2 separate regions of the Homo sapiens genome follow, and region 2 is linked to region 1. A link is a loop called in an ENCODE intact Hi-C map of the cell type or tissue named here. Cell type or tissue: Panc1. All regions are shown on one strand. Each heading gives the region's core, and the rest is flanking DNA. Links, peaks and the distances in the headings are about the cores only. Region 1 has its middle 840 kb from the start of LINC01676. Region 2 has its middle 480 kb from the start of LINC01676.

Evidence for each region. Peaks named below come from ENCODE experiments on the same cell type or tissue, not always from the same donor. Only the 100,000 strongest peaks of a DNase experiment are listed, where the experiment ranks them.
Region 2: it touches region 1 in a loop (5-fold over the local background); 7 of 110 quality-filtered maps call a loop at or near these places.

What each region holds. Positions count from the first base shown.
Region 1 is chr1:104,777,018-104,785,367 of GRCh38, reverse strand. No RefSeq gene overlaps it. Among named protein-coding and RNA genes, the nearest start is that of LINC01676, 840 kb to the left of the region's middle. In Panc1, for the core only: CTCF peaks have their summits at 4,489 and 4,688 (motif pointing left); a DNase peak (open chromatin) is centred at 4,657; H3K27ac peaks cover 538 bases.
Region 2 is chr1:105,134,459-105,142,808 of GRCh38, reverse strand. No RefSeq gene overlaps it. Among named protein-coding and RNA genes, the nearest start is that of LINC01676, 480 kb to the left of the region's middle. In Panc1, for the core only: CTCF peaks have their summits at 4,988 and 5,190; a DNase peak (open chromatin) is centred at 5,167; H3K4me3 peaks cover 600 bases; H3K27ac peaks cover 949 bases.

The DNA of each region.
Region 1 (8,350 bases), core at 13-8,012:
TGGGGAAATTTGTTATTATTAGCATTTGGGTGATTAAAAATCTTTCTGCTTGTTTCAACAATCTCTCATCTACAAGAAAGATTATGTACAGGTTGAGTATCCATTATCTAAAATGCTTAGGACCAGAAATGTTTCAGATTCCAGGTTTTTTCAGATTTGGGAATATTTGCATATATGGCGTATCTTGTGGATGGAACCCAAATCTAAACACAAAACTCACTCGTGTTTCATATACAAGTAATACACATAGCCTAAGGGTAATTTTATACAATATTTTAAATAATTTTGTGTATGGAACAAAGTTTTGACTGTGTTTTGACTGTGACCTGCCACATAAGGTCAGGTGTGAGATTTTCCACTGGTGGTTTCGTGTCAGCACTCAACAACTGGAGCATTTCGGATTTTTTATTTCATATTAGAGATGTTCAACCTGTAAAAGTGATTTTTGTATTGATTTCCTAAGTTTTATTTATATGTTCAGGAGGATGCTGCAGTATTTTTTTTAATTTAGTACAAACCATGTAAAAATGTTTTAAGGCACATAAAAAGTAATATGAGCCATCTGTCTTTGCTGCTGTTTATGTAGGTTAGTTCTAGATGAAACCAGAACCCTGATTATTAAATGTTACATAACCTCATGCTCAAAATCTTTGCTGACCCAGTTATCGGGCTAACATATATTCTGTCGAATACAGGTAACTGTCCTTAATTGAGCTCATTAAATGATTTCCATGCCTCTCCTCTACCATTCATTCTTAGTCTTTAACCTGTCACATGCCAATCCATAAATTATATACTATTTTAGGAAAATGAAAGGCATGTTTTGGAGCTTAAAAATAAGGGCCCATCAAATTCTGTTCTGAAGCAAAGTAACCCTGCTTCTAAGTTTCCCCAACACTGACTGGCTCCTTGAAATTTTTAAATATCTCAGTGTGTTGACCTGCACAAGCTCATATAAAGGGCACCTCTTCTGTTGAACATGATCACTGATGTCTCTGACTTGCTCTACTTGGCTTCCCTGTATATGTACCCTGAATTCTTGGACTCTCACAGATTATGTAGTCTTTCTCCTTTGCAGAAAGATTTAAATCTCCTTTTTTAAAGAGGAGGAAATTTAAAAATATCTTCTTAAGACCCACATTGCTGTCGGAATGAACGGATTCAATCAGCTCCTACCATTAATGTGAATTTTTATTTTCAATATTATCTCTTACAAGGTGACTACAGATACATTCCTAAATAATTTTATGAACAAAGTTTATTTATTCACAGTTTAGGAAAGTGTGATCTGAGTGAGTTCTTTCTAGTTTCTGATTTGTAAGTAAAATATCTCTTTCTAAATTGGATACAAAATGGTGCAAATATAGAGGTTAAGGTGGGGATTTGAACCAAAACAAGGAAGAAAGACCTGACAAGTAACCCTCAGAGAAATATCCAGTAAAAAACAAATAGCCAGACAGAATTCAGTAAATAGGTGTGAACCTAAAATCAGGATTTAAGCAAGAGACTAAATATTATTGGTGGAATAGAAGTTTTCTTTTCCTCTTTTTGATGACTGTTGATGTACTTTGTCCTGATACAGTCAGAAACTTGCTTTTCCATAAAAAGAAATGAAACTGTTGAAACTCTATTACAGAGCAGCTTATGCATGCTAGAAAATGAACTGCATAGTATTAAAGCTTTAAACTATAGAAAAATAATACAGACCCTTCCGTATGCAAAGCTTTGCCTCAAAATCTATATAATTAACAAAACCTGGCCTTAGCTTTGGCTATTGTCTGGTATAATGCTGCAACAAATTCAAGATAACAGGGTCCCATTTATCTTTTCTCCAAAGCTGGGGAAATCTGCCTGTGTAATTTCATGCTAGCATGAGTATCTGAGACATATGACTGAGAGTTGACTTTATTATTCTAAATATAGCTTGATATTTAAAATAGAACCAAGTGGAGATTAAAGCTAGGATTTACTTTATTTTAAAAACGCTTAGTGAAAATATGTAATCAAGACAACTATAGACCTACAAAACTGACTGATATCCTGATTCCAATAATACCTGATTACAAGATACCAATAAATTTCTCAAATATACAGAATGAGTACAAATCTAATTTTATCATAACATCAAATGTTGAATGTATCGCTGCATTGCTAAAAGAACCATAAAAATAATTAGGTCTCTAATTTACCAAATATCAATTTCTCTTAGATCTCAATTATATTTAGTGGTCCTTAAATTATCTACATGTGTGCGTCAAATGTCAATGATATATTATCATGTTTTCAATAATACCTTGGTAGAATAAATTGGTAGATTGACTATTTAAACTTGGAGTTTTCTTCCATTTTGCAATTATATGTAAACACTTGATAAATACATTTGAGTGGTTTTCAGATAGAAATATGCCACATACAAAGGGCATGTACAAAGGACATCAGTACAAAGAGCATCAAACCTTTGGGGAGTGTTGGCATCTGACTTCAAGGACAGGAGTTGGCAAACAGTATGCAAATGTATTTCAGAAAGCAGGAGTAGCCTTCACAAAGACACAAGAGAAAAATCTGATAATTAAGAAAACTGAGATATTTGGCATATAGTAAATACTAAATGTTTGTATTATATTAAAATTATTGTTAATACAGCTGGAGAGAAGCATATAAGAGTCAGAGAGGTGAGAGCTCTGAGAGTTTTTTGAAGAGTGCAAATAATAAAATTTAAGAACTTTATACATTTTTGCATACATTCTGTGGAATAATTAAAGAGAAATATATGGGTAGTTAATTGATTAGATGCACATTGTGGATGATTGGAGAAGAATAGATAAAAATAGGGTAAAACAGATTATTGAAGTTTCATTGTAGTAATCTAAGGGAGATACAGTAAGTCCTAACAGCAATAGAGATGATGGGAAGAAGAGTATCATTACTTTTGGAGATAAATGAAGGGAATGGGACTTTTTGTGAGGAATGAAAGAAGGAAAGTAAAGCAAGGAATTTTAAATGACTTCATCATTCATGCTTGTAAAAGTAGGGGAATAATTCTGTAAACAGAGTGTCCAATTTGAGAAATATATCATGGTTAGGGAAGAAGATGCTACATTACATCTTGAGCATATTTGAGGTACCTGATGACTTTTAAGTGAAGACATCCATTAAACATGTAGAGATAGATATAAATTTGGGGAGTCTTAAGCTTGTAGATAGAAGGTGAAATCGTGAGAATGATCCCAGCACCTAGAGAGAGGAGGAAGAGAGAGAAGTAGGAAGACTGACATCAGAACTCTCCTAAATATCAATATTTCATTATTTACTTGTAGTCAGAGAGGACACAGAGACAGAAGTAGGAAGATTGAGAAATGAAATCTCCTAAATACCATTGTTTCAGAATTTTCTTATAGTCAGAGGAAGCTGACAACACACACACACATACACACACACACACACACACACGAGAGAGAGAGAGGACATGAGAGAAAAAAGAGGATGGAGAACTTTAAATGCGGTAGAAGAGAACATTCTGAGGAAGATGAGGTGAGTAGTTTCAAACACCGCAAAAACAAAGTATATCGGAAAGATTCACTGGACTTAGTAAAGAAAGGCTATGTCATAGAGAATGTTAGTTTCCTTGGAAGAGTGGGCCTGAAAACCAGGTGCCAGTGACTCGAGGACTAAATCATGGGCAAGCAAATTGTGAGAGAAGGTGTAACCTAGTCTATGGAAAACATTAGCAAAAACTCTTGGTTGTATCTATTTTTAATTACTAATGGTTACACTCTCCAAGGTTAGTATCATTGAAGTCTTGAGGCATGAACAAAGCAATAAGGCTATCACATTTCCAGGTTGAGGTGTCATTTATGAACTAAAATTAATGGGGTTAGTAACAGCATCCAAACTTGGCAGATGGTGTACAAGGAATCACGATTAACCAAAAGAGCAAATATAGAAGTCATATATTTTTGGTGAAAGGTAATGAGTTTGGTTTTTGACATGTCTGCCACATATTCTAGTGTACATGACTGGTTGGAAGGTAATTACAGAGTCTTAGTATTGGAAGACTGTTTAGTGATGGGTATTTGTGAATTTCTAACATAAAACCATGTTTATTTTATTGGTTTGAAGTCTGTGCCTTTGCCTAGGGGAAAAGAAATGAGACTGAAGACGGCCATTGGTTTACCCAAGAGGTTATTAAAGTCTATTAGGGGCTGGAGAAAAAGAAGCAGATTTAAGTAAAAACAGGGGTAGTTACTTGAAATCATACAATAAAAGGTGGCATGATTTCCTAACTCTCACCAAGGCTGTCTCATGTGCTAGCAGAGGCTCTCTCTCAGAATGTTCATGGTAATTATTACTGTGGAAGTGGATGAGAGAATATACATTAAAATAAAGAGACGGCAAGTATGGAAAGCAAGAATAAAGTAGATGAAGACCAGAATCCTGGAAAACAAATATATAATTGTTACATAGAGAAAAGAGAAACAGGCAAGAAAACTAAGACATACTCAGAGAGACAGGAAGAAAACCAGGGCAAAATAACATCTAGTAGGTCAAAGGTAATCTGGGTCCATGACTCTGATGGGTTTGACACCCTTTTGGAAGAGCATTTTCTGTGTAATTTAACACAAGGTAATCTTCTTTGGCTACTTTTCAAATTGGATCTTCTCTGGCCCAGATAGCTCTTTGCTGCCCCCTTCTGATTTTTTCTTGCTACAACTCCTGCAAATTAGAATTAACTGTGAATTTAGATCATCAACGTTATAAATTGAGAGCCTGACAGCACGTTACTACTAGAGGGCCTGATTTCTATACGCGACCCTTCTAAAATACGAAATTTAGTTGATGCACCCCTGGCACCTATGGTTATGCTAAGCCCATCTTTTACTAGTTCTACCCATTTTAATTACTAGTAGTTATCCTCAATGAGGATATCCCCATTGAGGCTAACCTCAATGAAGTCTTGACTGACATAAGCAAAGCAATGAGGTTATTAGATTTCCAGTGAAATTTGTGGTCTAATTCTATAGATCTGATGTCTGTGCACTTGAAAAGAGCTCTGAATATCTTAGTGTCCACTTACCTGAATCTACTCTAAAACTAACTCCTTGTTTTTATAAGAATGAGATTCTGCCTTGGGTTCCTATTCAGCAATTTAAAACCTGAATGATCTGATGTTAGGCACTCTGTTGTGCACTTCTAAATGGTTGGGCAAATCAAAACTACATTGCAATTACTTTTTTAATCATCAGTCTTTAATGATAGCCTTTGTTATACATGATCTCAATTCTAGCCATTCTTGTCCACAGCTGTATTCTTGATGCACTAGAAAATTTTAGAAAATACTAGGCTTTAATGGTATTTAAGTGAACTAATGGGTAAATGAATTTGGTTAAATACATACAGTAAAACCTAGACCCTATGTCTGATGTGTTTTCACTGTTGATATTAGATCTGTTCTGAAATAATTGTATACATTATGGTGTTTCACACAGACTTCAAGTGTCATCCAATATCAGAATGTCCTCTCTCTAAACTGAAATCTAAGCTAAATACATCGAATTTTTAATGCCCTTTTACACAAAGTTTGGACTTCAGCATATCTCCAAAGAGCCAGCACTCAGCTGGGTCAGTAGCTTCTCCATATCCAGTCAATTTCCAAATCCTCTCCTTCTACCATTGATCACAGTGGTATGGTCCTGGCATTCCTAGCAGCTGAACACATGAAAATTTTTCTTATCAAGTTTGTTCTCCTTGCAATGTAACAAAATAGTATACACATTTATCAGGATGTGTATTTTTTTTTAACTATTTTTGTCTCTTCCTATTGCTAACTTTGCTCTTTCTGGACCTTCTATTATGGTTCTGTCCATCCCTACCTCCTAGTAAACGTGAAGTGTCAAATGTTTACATTCTCTGAATGCTTATTTTCTGGGTGTGTGCATTCTGAATTTTACATATGAATTAAAAATCTTAATTCCTTTCTTAATCTTCTACAGATTGTGAAGAAACAAGCTGCTCTAAGTCTCAAGATTTTGTGAAGTCAGTGGAACTCTTGTAGATAATGTGGACTCCAACAAAGACAAAGCAAAAAATAAATAGACTTGAAACATCGAATCAATAAATCAAGATGTATTTCTGAAATATCCCAGGGAAGGAAAATACATGACTAATTCTATTTTTTCTCTTTGTAGTATAATTCTAATACCATTACTAATACTGCCAGTATTACTAGCTAGCATGTGTGGAGCTTGTAGTATGCAATGGACTGTCTATATAGAAACACAATTTATATATTATTTAATGTCTTTCTCATAAAAATTCTATTCTGATATGAAATAGAGAAAGAGCAAGAATCTTGCTGAAAATCAATGACCTGGGAAGTGGTGAGCTGGGATTTTCATCCATAAGTGAATAATATTTAAAGTTCTATAGAGCAGTTTTCTGAGGTTTGACAGAGATAGATAGGGTCAGGAAAGGAGCATGCATGGGGCTTCAAGGATTATGTTTTACTTTGTAGCGTGGCTGGTGGGTAAGTGAGCTCTCATATTTTTAGTCTTCACATTCTAGGCATACACTACAAATAGTTTCTGTATTATTTGTAGATACTCTGTATTCAGTTTGTAATAAGACTATTTAAAAAGGAAAAATTAATATTCCTCTAAGCAACAAGATATGCTCTACTTGGCAGTTTTAATTGACATCATGTGAATTTATAAAGAAAACATAAGTGTGCTCTTTTAATGATAGGTTTGCTAACCCCAAATTTCAGCTTACACCACAGGAAACATTGTAAAATATGAGACGGTATTTTAAGTGCATATTCACAGTTGTGATGGCCTGAAATTCACTTTTGTAAAAACGATATATTAAGCAAATATCACACATAGTTACGTGAGATTTTTTTTTATCATGTGCTGGGGAAAATCTGATTAAAATAATGCAGATTACTATATCAAGATAATCATTCATGATATAGAGATCTTATACTAAATTACCCAATGAAAATATAAGAATTAACTGTTAAATGAAGATATAAATTTAGAACTTATTTAGCTCAACAAAACTGCACAATTACAGCAAGTGCAATAGTTAAAATTAGAGTACATACCATTAAAATCATTTTCTAGTAACAAGTGAACTTGAATGTCATTTCATGTTAACTGAATATTAGTATTTCTTCATCTGTAATGTGCCAGTTTATATGTTTTGCCAATTTTTTTCTATTACATAGTTCTTGATTTTTTTAAATAGGTGTTTGATATGGTTTGGCTGTGTCCCCACCCAAATTTCATCTTGAATTGTAGTTACCATAATTCCCATGTGTTGTGGGAGAGACCTGGTAGGAGGTAACTGAATCATGGGGGCAGGTCTTTCCCATACTGTTCTTGTGGTAGTGAATAAGTCTCATGAGATCTGATGGTTTTATACAAGTTTCCCCTTTTGCTTGGCTTTCATTCTCTTTGCCTGCTGCCATGTAAAATGTGCCTTTGTTCTTCCCTCACCTTCTGCCATGATTGTGAGGCCTCCCCAGCCAGGTGGAACTGTGAGTCCTTTAAACCTCTTTTTCTTTATAAATTACCCAGTCTCGGGTATACCTTTATCAGAAGCATGAAAACAGACTAATACAGTGTTTTGTGTATCTTGAACACTGTTATCCAAAAATCTTCCTCATGATCATTCTGAGATTTACAGCATCTTTCTGAGGCTCTGGCTCATCTGTTTTCTAGATCTCATGTCTTCTCTTTCTTGGGTTACACTCTCATCTGAGAAGTTCATACTCCCTTGAGGCTTCCTGGAGGGAGGAGTTTGATAGAAAAATATCTGAGAATATACATGCATGAAAATGCCCTAATTCTCATATTCTTTTAACTTTGACATCAGAATGAAAATGTCTAGATTGGAAATCCAAATTCCATTTTCTTTGCAACCTGAATGATCTAGGATATCAAATCTAAATTAACTATTATGTATCCCTTTGTCCAATTGAAATTGTTCAAGAAAGGGCATGTTACTCCAAACAGACATAATTAGAAAAAGAGAAAAGTGCATTAGGAATTTCTAGAAAGCATGGTTTTTCTTTTCCAGTAATTGATGGATGCCAGCCTTCTCCATCCCTCTGAATAGTGTGCTGTGCAGAGTGAATTTCTCTGGCCATTTTCCCTTGAGGGACTTGAAATCATGGAAGGCAGAGCTCACAGGAAAGAAAGTACCAGCTCATCAGTGAGTCAGTGAATAAACACAACCCTGAAACCTATTTTGTGTCTGGACTATCTAATAATGCAAACCAATAAATGTCCCTTATTATTTAAGTTGATATCAATTGTGCTGTGTGTTAATTTACACACAGAGAATCCTA
Region 2 (8,350 bases), core at 206-8,205, 360 kb before region 1:
TGGTTTTAATCCTCATTATGGCTCAAAATTTCATGCTTTTTTGCAAAGCCAGGAATTTTTTATTGAATTTTACCTTGCTGAATGATAGGCATTTTAAAGTTGTATAAATATTATTGAACAATTGTTCACTATTGTTATAAATTTCGTTGGATGCAATTAACTTACATGGAAACAATTTGATCCTTTCAGGTTCTCATTTTTTTAAAAAAATAGGTAGAACTTTTTACTATGGATGTAAAACCTTTATGAGTACTCTACTTATATCTACTCTCCTCCATGAATTATGAGGTTTTACAGTTTGCCTGGTAGAACAGGCATCATCCCCAACCATATGTGAGTGCTGAACTCTGTTCTCCCTAATCCTCTCACTTGGTTCCTCCACTGGATGTGAGTAGTTTCCTCACACATATGCACAGATCGTTACTCAAGTGAATGCTTGAAGGGAATTCTCAACAGATATTAACATTTTCTGTATGGCTCTCTTCAGTGGAGCTCTGTCTTGAAAATAATATCTGTCTGGCTTTCTCCAGTCTCTCAGCTCCATCTCTCCAACTAAGAAAGTTCATGGAGCTTTTCCTGTGCCATTTCCTGGAAATTAAAGTCAGTGACCTGAGGCAAGAGTAGGCCTCATGTCATGTTTCTCTTGTCTCTCAGGAATTAATGTCACTCGTTGTCTGATGTTCACTGTTTTGCAAACCATTGCTTTATGTATTTCATTTACTTTTTATTGTTTTACTTGTTGTTTCAGGAGGCAGAGTAAATCTAGTTCTTTTTATTTCATCTTGTTTGATAGCTGAAGGCCTGTTTTCTTTCTAAAATATAACCCTAAAAATCCAGAAATGCAAACAACTTTTCTTAGACTTTCCATAAACCTTACTTATTCCACTAAATTCTAAATCTCTGTATTCACCAGAAATTATTGGATTTTTCTTTTTCTTTTTTTTTTTTTGAGATGGAGTTTTGCTCTTGTTGCCCAGGCTGGAGTGCAGTGGTGTGATCTTGGCTCACTGCAAGCTCTGCCTCCCAGATTCAGGCCATTCTCCTGCTTCAGCCTCCAGAGTAGCTGGGACTACAGGTCCCCTTCACCACGCCCGGCTAATTCTTTGTATTTTTAGTAGAGACGGGGTTTCACCATGTTAGCCAGGATGGTCTCAATCTCCTGACCTCGTGATCCACCTGCTTCAGCCTCCCAAAGTGTCGGGATTACAGGCATGAGCCACTATGCCCGGCCAATTCTTAAATTTTTTAATGGTCACTTTCATTACTTTTTCACTTTCATAGCATCCATGGCCATCACTCTACTGAAATAATGATTTCCAAGTTTATCATAGAGTCTCGTTATAGAGCTTACTTTTTGTGAGTTCTTCCCAATAACTGAAACAATTAATCACTTTTTAAAACAACTATATAATCATTTTAGCTTCCCTGCTTAAGACCATTCAGCGTGTCCCCACTGCTATAGGTAAATGCCTAAACCACTATTTCTGGCCTACAGAGCTCTAAATTGCATGGACATTACACGTCTTCACCATGTCTCATCACTGACCTCCCTTTTCAATCTATATTTACTAAATTTAGTGATTTCTAAGACCATACTTTGTCTTCCCTTCATTCCTGTGTACTTATTTTTGATATACCTGAAATACTCTTCACTGTCTCATCCTGTTATCCTTTTTGTTTGTTTGTTTTTAAGACAGAGTCTCACTCTGTCACCCAAGCTGGAGTGCATTGGCACAATCTTGGCTCATTGTAACCTCCACTTCCCGGGTTCAAGCAATTCTCCTGCCTCAGCCTCCCAAGTAGCTGGGATTACAGGTGCCTACAACCATGCTCAGATAATTTTTGTATTTTTAGTAGAGATGGGGTTTCACTGTGTTGGTCAGGCTGGTCTTGAATTCCTGACCTCAAGTGATCTGTACACCTTGTCCTCCTAAAGTTCCGGGATTACAGGCATGAGGAACCTCTCCTGGCCTTCATCTGGTTATCTTTTATCTTGCAAATATTCTTTCGTGTTTCATGTTGCAGTCATCTCCTCAAGGCAATCCTCACTGATGTCCTCCAAACCAGTAAAATGCTTTTTCTATCTGCTCATGTAAAAACTTGGCTCCACATATAATGATACTCATAATTTGACTAATTGCCTTTTATTTTCCCTGCCTGTTTCCTTCAGGCAAGGTAGACTACACTTATTTTATATGCTGTTATAAATATAGCTCATGGTACAGTGCCTGCTACATAGAAGTCCCTGAATTAATTTTTTTATTAAAAATAATTCTGTAACACCTTGTATATATCAAACATTGTTCTAAGCACTTACGTCACTTTCATGACTAGGATTGCTAACCTTATGGAATTTATGTTCTAATGGGCTTCACAGAAAATGAATGATAAGCATAATAAATATTATTTTACTATGCAATAATGTGATAAATGCTACAATGGAAACAAAATCAAACAAACCAAAATTAGAGCAGAAGCATGTCAGGGAAAGGAAATAGGTGGCAGAGGGACGGATTTCATGTAGTCTTCCTTGAAGTGGTGAAAATTCGGCACATCTTTGAAGGTGAGGTATTCATCTAGGTATATCTAAGGGGAAAGTGTTCCAAGAAGAAAATACAAGAAGAAAACAAATTCTTGAAGTAAGAGTGTGCCTAATATGTTTGAGAAATAGTAAGGAGTTCATAGTGGTTGAAGTAGAAAGAGCAAGGGAGAAAATCAGAAAGGTAGCAGTGCACCTCATGTAAAGATTTCAACTTTTACTCTGAGTAAAACAGAAAAACATTGCAGAATTTTCACCTGATAAGGAACATAATTTTACCTATGTGTTAAAAAATTACTCTGACATTTATATTGAAAATAAATTTCATAGGTGCAAAAGGAAAATGCAAGTTTCCATCTTAGAAGATGTGTTAGCATCTTATTGCTGCTGTAACAAATTAACCCAAATTTAGTAGTTTAAAACAACACAAATATATTCTTGTACAGTTCTGGGTTGTAACTTAAAAGTACATTTTACGTATGCTTTCTGGGATCTCTAGAAGAAAATCTGTTCAATTCTTTTTAGAGCGTCTACAAGACTCCTGGTATTTCTTGGCCTGTGGACCCCTTCCAAGCTATGACATCACTCTGATTTCTGCATCCATCATAATATCTCCTTCAGAAGGAATAACGCAGGGGTAGTTAGATAACAACAATGAGGGGTAATTAGGTATATAACCTAATTACATGAAATTCAAAATTGAAGAATTTACTAATAATAAAAGGAGGAAACTTAAAAAGTAGACCTAAGGATTAAAGAAAGATGCCTACCAATTCTTCAGGTCTATTGGAATAAATGATATGGGAGAAAAAATCACCAATATTTTAGAGGGCTTTTGGGAACACATTTTCATTATGGGAGAGCAAGACAGAAAAGGCTAAGTTTCTATTAGAACTAGAAAGTTAGGACAAAGTTTAGAAACGAATTTAATGATGTAGGGATTTGGCAAACTGTGAATTTTAGAGGGCATAGGAACAAGATTGAAGTTTGAGTGTGAGGTGAATACAATGGGCAAGATTGAGGGTGTGCAAAGCTTCATAGGGGTTGGATTAGAGCGAGAGGTAAAAAACCTGTCTGGAATTGTGGGGTCGCATATATTTATAGTCAAAAATAGGAAAAAAGAGCATAATGATATTAGTTCTGGTGGATCCAAGGCAAATTTCAGTGATGAAACTCTTGGCATTGGAATTGATGATGGCAGTGGTGTCAGGTTCAAGCCCCAGCTAAGGTCCCAGGGGAGTGGGTGGACAGGGGGGCAGGAAGCTGGAAGAACACTTGAGAGACAGCAGGTAGATGGGACATGGTTTTATTCAGCTGCTCTCTCACACTGTCTGCCTTTGTCTCGGCTGCCTGCTCTGGCTCTCTAGCTGCAGCCTCTCTTAGCCGCCGGCTCTGTGGCTCCTGTCACTCTCACACTTACAGCTGCACTCACTGGCACACTTGCTAATTCCTAGCTCCCCTTTCCCCCAGTCCATCTGCAAGACAGCTGGCTCTCCCTACAGGGTCAGCAGCTTCACTCTCTGCCTCTGGGTGCGCACCTCATGTACAGTGTCAGCAGGGTAGTTATACCATTTATGGACAATGGTGGCTCAGAGCCAAGTTTAAGATTGCACAAACTGGTTATATAACAAGCAGAGTTGTGGGCCTGCGCCCAAAACTCGCAGAATCACCCTGGCCGGGATGTCTGCCTCGGCCTATTCTAGACCAAAGCATATCTATTTTCCTTACACTCCATCCCCTCGGACCCCAACTAGGGCTGGAACCTGACATTTGACAGAGTCAGCAGGATGAGGTGAGTGGGTCTTCAGCCCCTGAGGGTCCCAGGTAGGCTATGTGGCCACAGCATGGGCTGTGGTACCTAGATGCAGTGGTGCTTCTAGGATGGGCCCCAACAGAAACGTGGGAAGAAGTGGAAGGGCCTCCCATGAGTGTGAAGAAGGCAATGAAGCAGCTGGAAGCACACAGTACCAAGAAGGAGCGCAGCTTTGCCAGCAGCGTCGGATTGGAGTTTCTGACTGTACTGCAGGAAGTACATGCTCAGTCTCTGCAGGATGCTGCACAAGCAAGGGACCTCCAGGCACAAGATGTGCACCTGGGGGCCCAAATGCACAGCTTGGAGCAAGACCTGGGGGTAAGGGACCTCCAGGTACAAACAGGGCACTTAGAGGCCCAGATAAACAGCCTGGAACAGTAGTTGGAGACGGCAGTCAGTGCGACCTTGAGCCCATCCATCTGGCTGGAAACTCCCATTCTGTCTGATGCTGAGGAGGAGGAGGAGGCTTCTCCTCTGCACTCCCCATGATCTCCCAGAAGACAGAACATGAGCAGCCCATGGGGCCCCAGGAGTAGGCCGAGGGCACCCCTACCGTGGTGGAACACACTTCTTACAGTGCTTATACTCCCACTAAGTTGCAGGAGTTAGGCAAGCAGTGCTGGCGTGCGCCCAGAGGGAGAGAGTGAAACTGCTAACCCTGTGAGGGAGAGCTGTCCATCTTACAGATAAGCACTGGTGTGTTTGCGGGGGTGAGGGGGTGGCAGGCGGGCAGGGGTGGTAGCCAGGAACTAGCAAGTGCGCCAGGGAGTGCAGCTGTAAGCTTGGGAGCCGCAGGAGCTGCAGAGCAGGCTGCTAAGAGGGGCTGCAGCCAGAGGAGGCAGCAGAGACAAAGGCTGACAATGTGAGAGAGCTCCAGAATAAAGCTATGTTTCATCTACCTGCTGTCTCTCAAGTGTTCTTCCAGCTTCCTTCCCCTGTCTGCCCACTTCCCTCAGACTTCAGCTGGTGCTCGAACTTAACAATTGGGAAGGCTAAGACCACTCTACATAGTGACCTTTGACCCCACTCACACCCCCAATCTTTAACCCTCCTAAGGGTTGAATGGAAAGAGCATAAAGCTTAATTTTAAATTAGTGGATAATTGTTAAGAAAAACGTACCTTTGAAGAAAACACCCTACACAGTATTGCCCAAATCAAACTGAATATAATTTCTTATAGGGAAGTTGGATATTTTAAAGAGACCAGTGGTTTTCAGGCTGTTTGTTGAATGCTTATTACCTCCCACTTAATTTAAGAAAAGGTTTGTAGTAGTGTATCCTTGGAAACCTCCATGAATAGGTATTTCAGCAATAGCAGTTACCTTAACAAGCCACAGTGTTGCACAGATAATTCTTATAGAAAACATTTGTAGTTGATAGAGCTCAGCTCTGTTTCTAAGCAACACATTCTTCTTGATACCTAATCATGACCAATAATTTCTGCTTTTCTGATTAGTGATAAGAAGTAGCAGTACATCCCATGACCAGGCAGAAAATATAGCTTTGGAAGATGATGTCACATAGTGATGCCAAAAATACTTCTTTTTTTTCTAAATGATGCCTTGGAGGTGAGCTCTTCTGTCACCTCTTAAATAATTATTTAAAATATTACCTAAAAATATGATCACTCTCTTTTAAATGTAGTAACATAAAGAATAAGTAGAGGGAGACTATAGAAATAGAAATCACTGTGATATTGAAGTCTCCATGGAAAGTGACAAAACACTTATCACAGTTGGATTAAATCACAAAACATCTAGAAATTATAGAAGTCAACTGAGATTAAATGAATGGCCCCAAGCGGTGTTAGTCAAGGAAACGAAGAAAAAAGGATGTCTATACGTGAAACTGTCAGACTGAAAGAAAACAACATTATTATTGGTTTCCCGTTTTTGTGTGAGTATAAACAAAATGCCAAAGTCAAAGCAAACAGTCAATTACAGACTACATAGAGAACTTGAAAGGGAAACAATTTTGAAAAAGTTTATTCTAAAGAGACTCTTGAAAAGTTACCATTTACCAGCAAAAAAATTATCTTCAGGGCAAATATCAAAAGACGGGGTAGATATCATAAAAAAAGAAAACGCTTGAAAAGGTGAGATAAACTTTTTATCTATGTTATTACTCCCTTTATTATTTGTGAGAATTTTATATGCCTGATGTAGAATGGAGAATTTAAATATTAACAAGTAGAGCATTCATAAAAAAATTCTGAAAATAGAAGAAATACCCCAAAACAAAGACACAGCAAGAACAATTGAAACTATACAATACATTTTAAAATTAAGCTTTATGCTCTTTCCATTCAATATAATGATACGTTACTATAAATTTAGAAAAAAATTAACTAAATTAATACTATGTTATAAATATATAATACTATTGATTTATGAGATTAGAGAGTTTGACATCATACAATGAGAATTCTAATGTTCACCACATAACAGCTTATACATCATTTATAGATTGCTGTTAACATTATTTAATTTGTTATATACATTATATTTAAATTATTATCATATAATTTAACCAGCAAACAAATGTGTTTCGATAACTTTTTTGTCACTAGTATTATTTGAGGTACAGCAAAAGTAACTAATTCTAGGAAATTTTTAATTACTATCATAAAACACATTTGCAGCTCCAAAATAATGAATTATCTTATGTTCAAGCTTGAAAATAAGAGTACAAAATTTGAAAAATTAAAGTATAATTGTGTGCATAAAAAATAAGATAACTAGGAGATCTAAAATTTAATGGGTCTTGGAAAATAGCTTAAGCAAGCACAGGCAAGAGGACACGCAGATGTCCAGAAAAAAAAGATGTTATGTTACAATGTATGAGAGAATTTGTATAGCTCAATATATGTAGTACACATCATATGAGGAACGGAATGAATAAAGTGTAATATATTTGTATTTCAATCCTAATTACTCTTTTTCAGTCATATTACTGTGTGATTTTAAGAAAACTATTCACTATACTCATTAAATATGCATTGATCTATTTAAAATTTACGAATAATATAGTAATTAACTGGAATAAAGTTATTACATATAATAAATTGTACATATATATGTATAAGTAATATTATATTTCAGTAAAATTAATAAATGATATCTCTGTGCCTCAATCTGAGTAATTATCAGGAATATAATGCCATTAAAGTAAACAAACAAGTAGCAGAAGGATATGTTCAGAATAAACCCACAGGGTTTAAAAGCAAGAAAATAATGTAGGGACTACAAATACATAGGTAGTAAATACATAATGAAAACGAAGAAAATTATTAAAACAATTTATAATAGCGATTTCCTTTGTAGAAGGGAGAAGCAGGTAAGAGGATCAAGAGAGACAAAAAATATCTAAATTTTATTGTAATACTTCATTTCTTGAGCTGGATATTGGGTACGTATTAATTTAATTGTAATTATGTATCTTCTGCACAAGCTCTGTGAATATCCTTTTATGCATTCATATTTATTTAAAGAAATTTAAAATTAAGTCAAAGATTTCACAAAGTCTGACAGCATAATAAAATGATCAGGTAAAGAATTCACCAAATGATTATATAAAAGTACTCAGTATAAAAATAGAGATGTAATATTTTTCAAGGATTGGGGGCAGAGCTGGAGGATAAGCTTTAATTTAAGTAGATAGAATTTACATTTTTAGAAGATTTTGTAACAGTGGGTATATACCTTCTACCAAGCATTACTGTCTTGTAAATGATAGGTTTGGATAGCATTATATTATGCCACTTAAATAAACCTGTAGCTTTAAGGAAACTAGAACTCACAGAGACTTCTATAGATCATTTGTTCTAGAAATATTTAAAACCTGACATTAAGAGTGCTACTATGCCTAATGGTACTTACACAGATGTTAGTTCTAGTTTAGACACTATAAATAAAAACTTCCCCAGTCAGTCTCTCCTAAGTTTTAAAATTTTCTATTCAATAAGGTTATCACATTAGATTTAATCAAATGATCTCTCT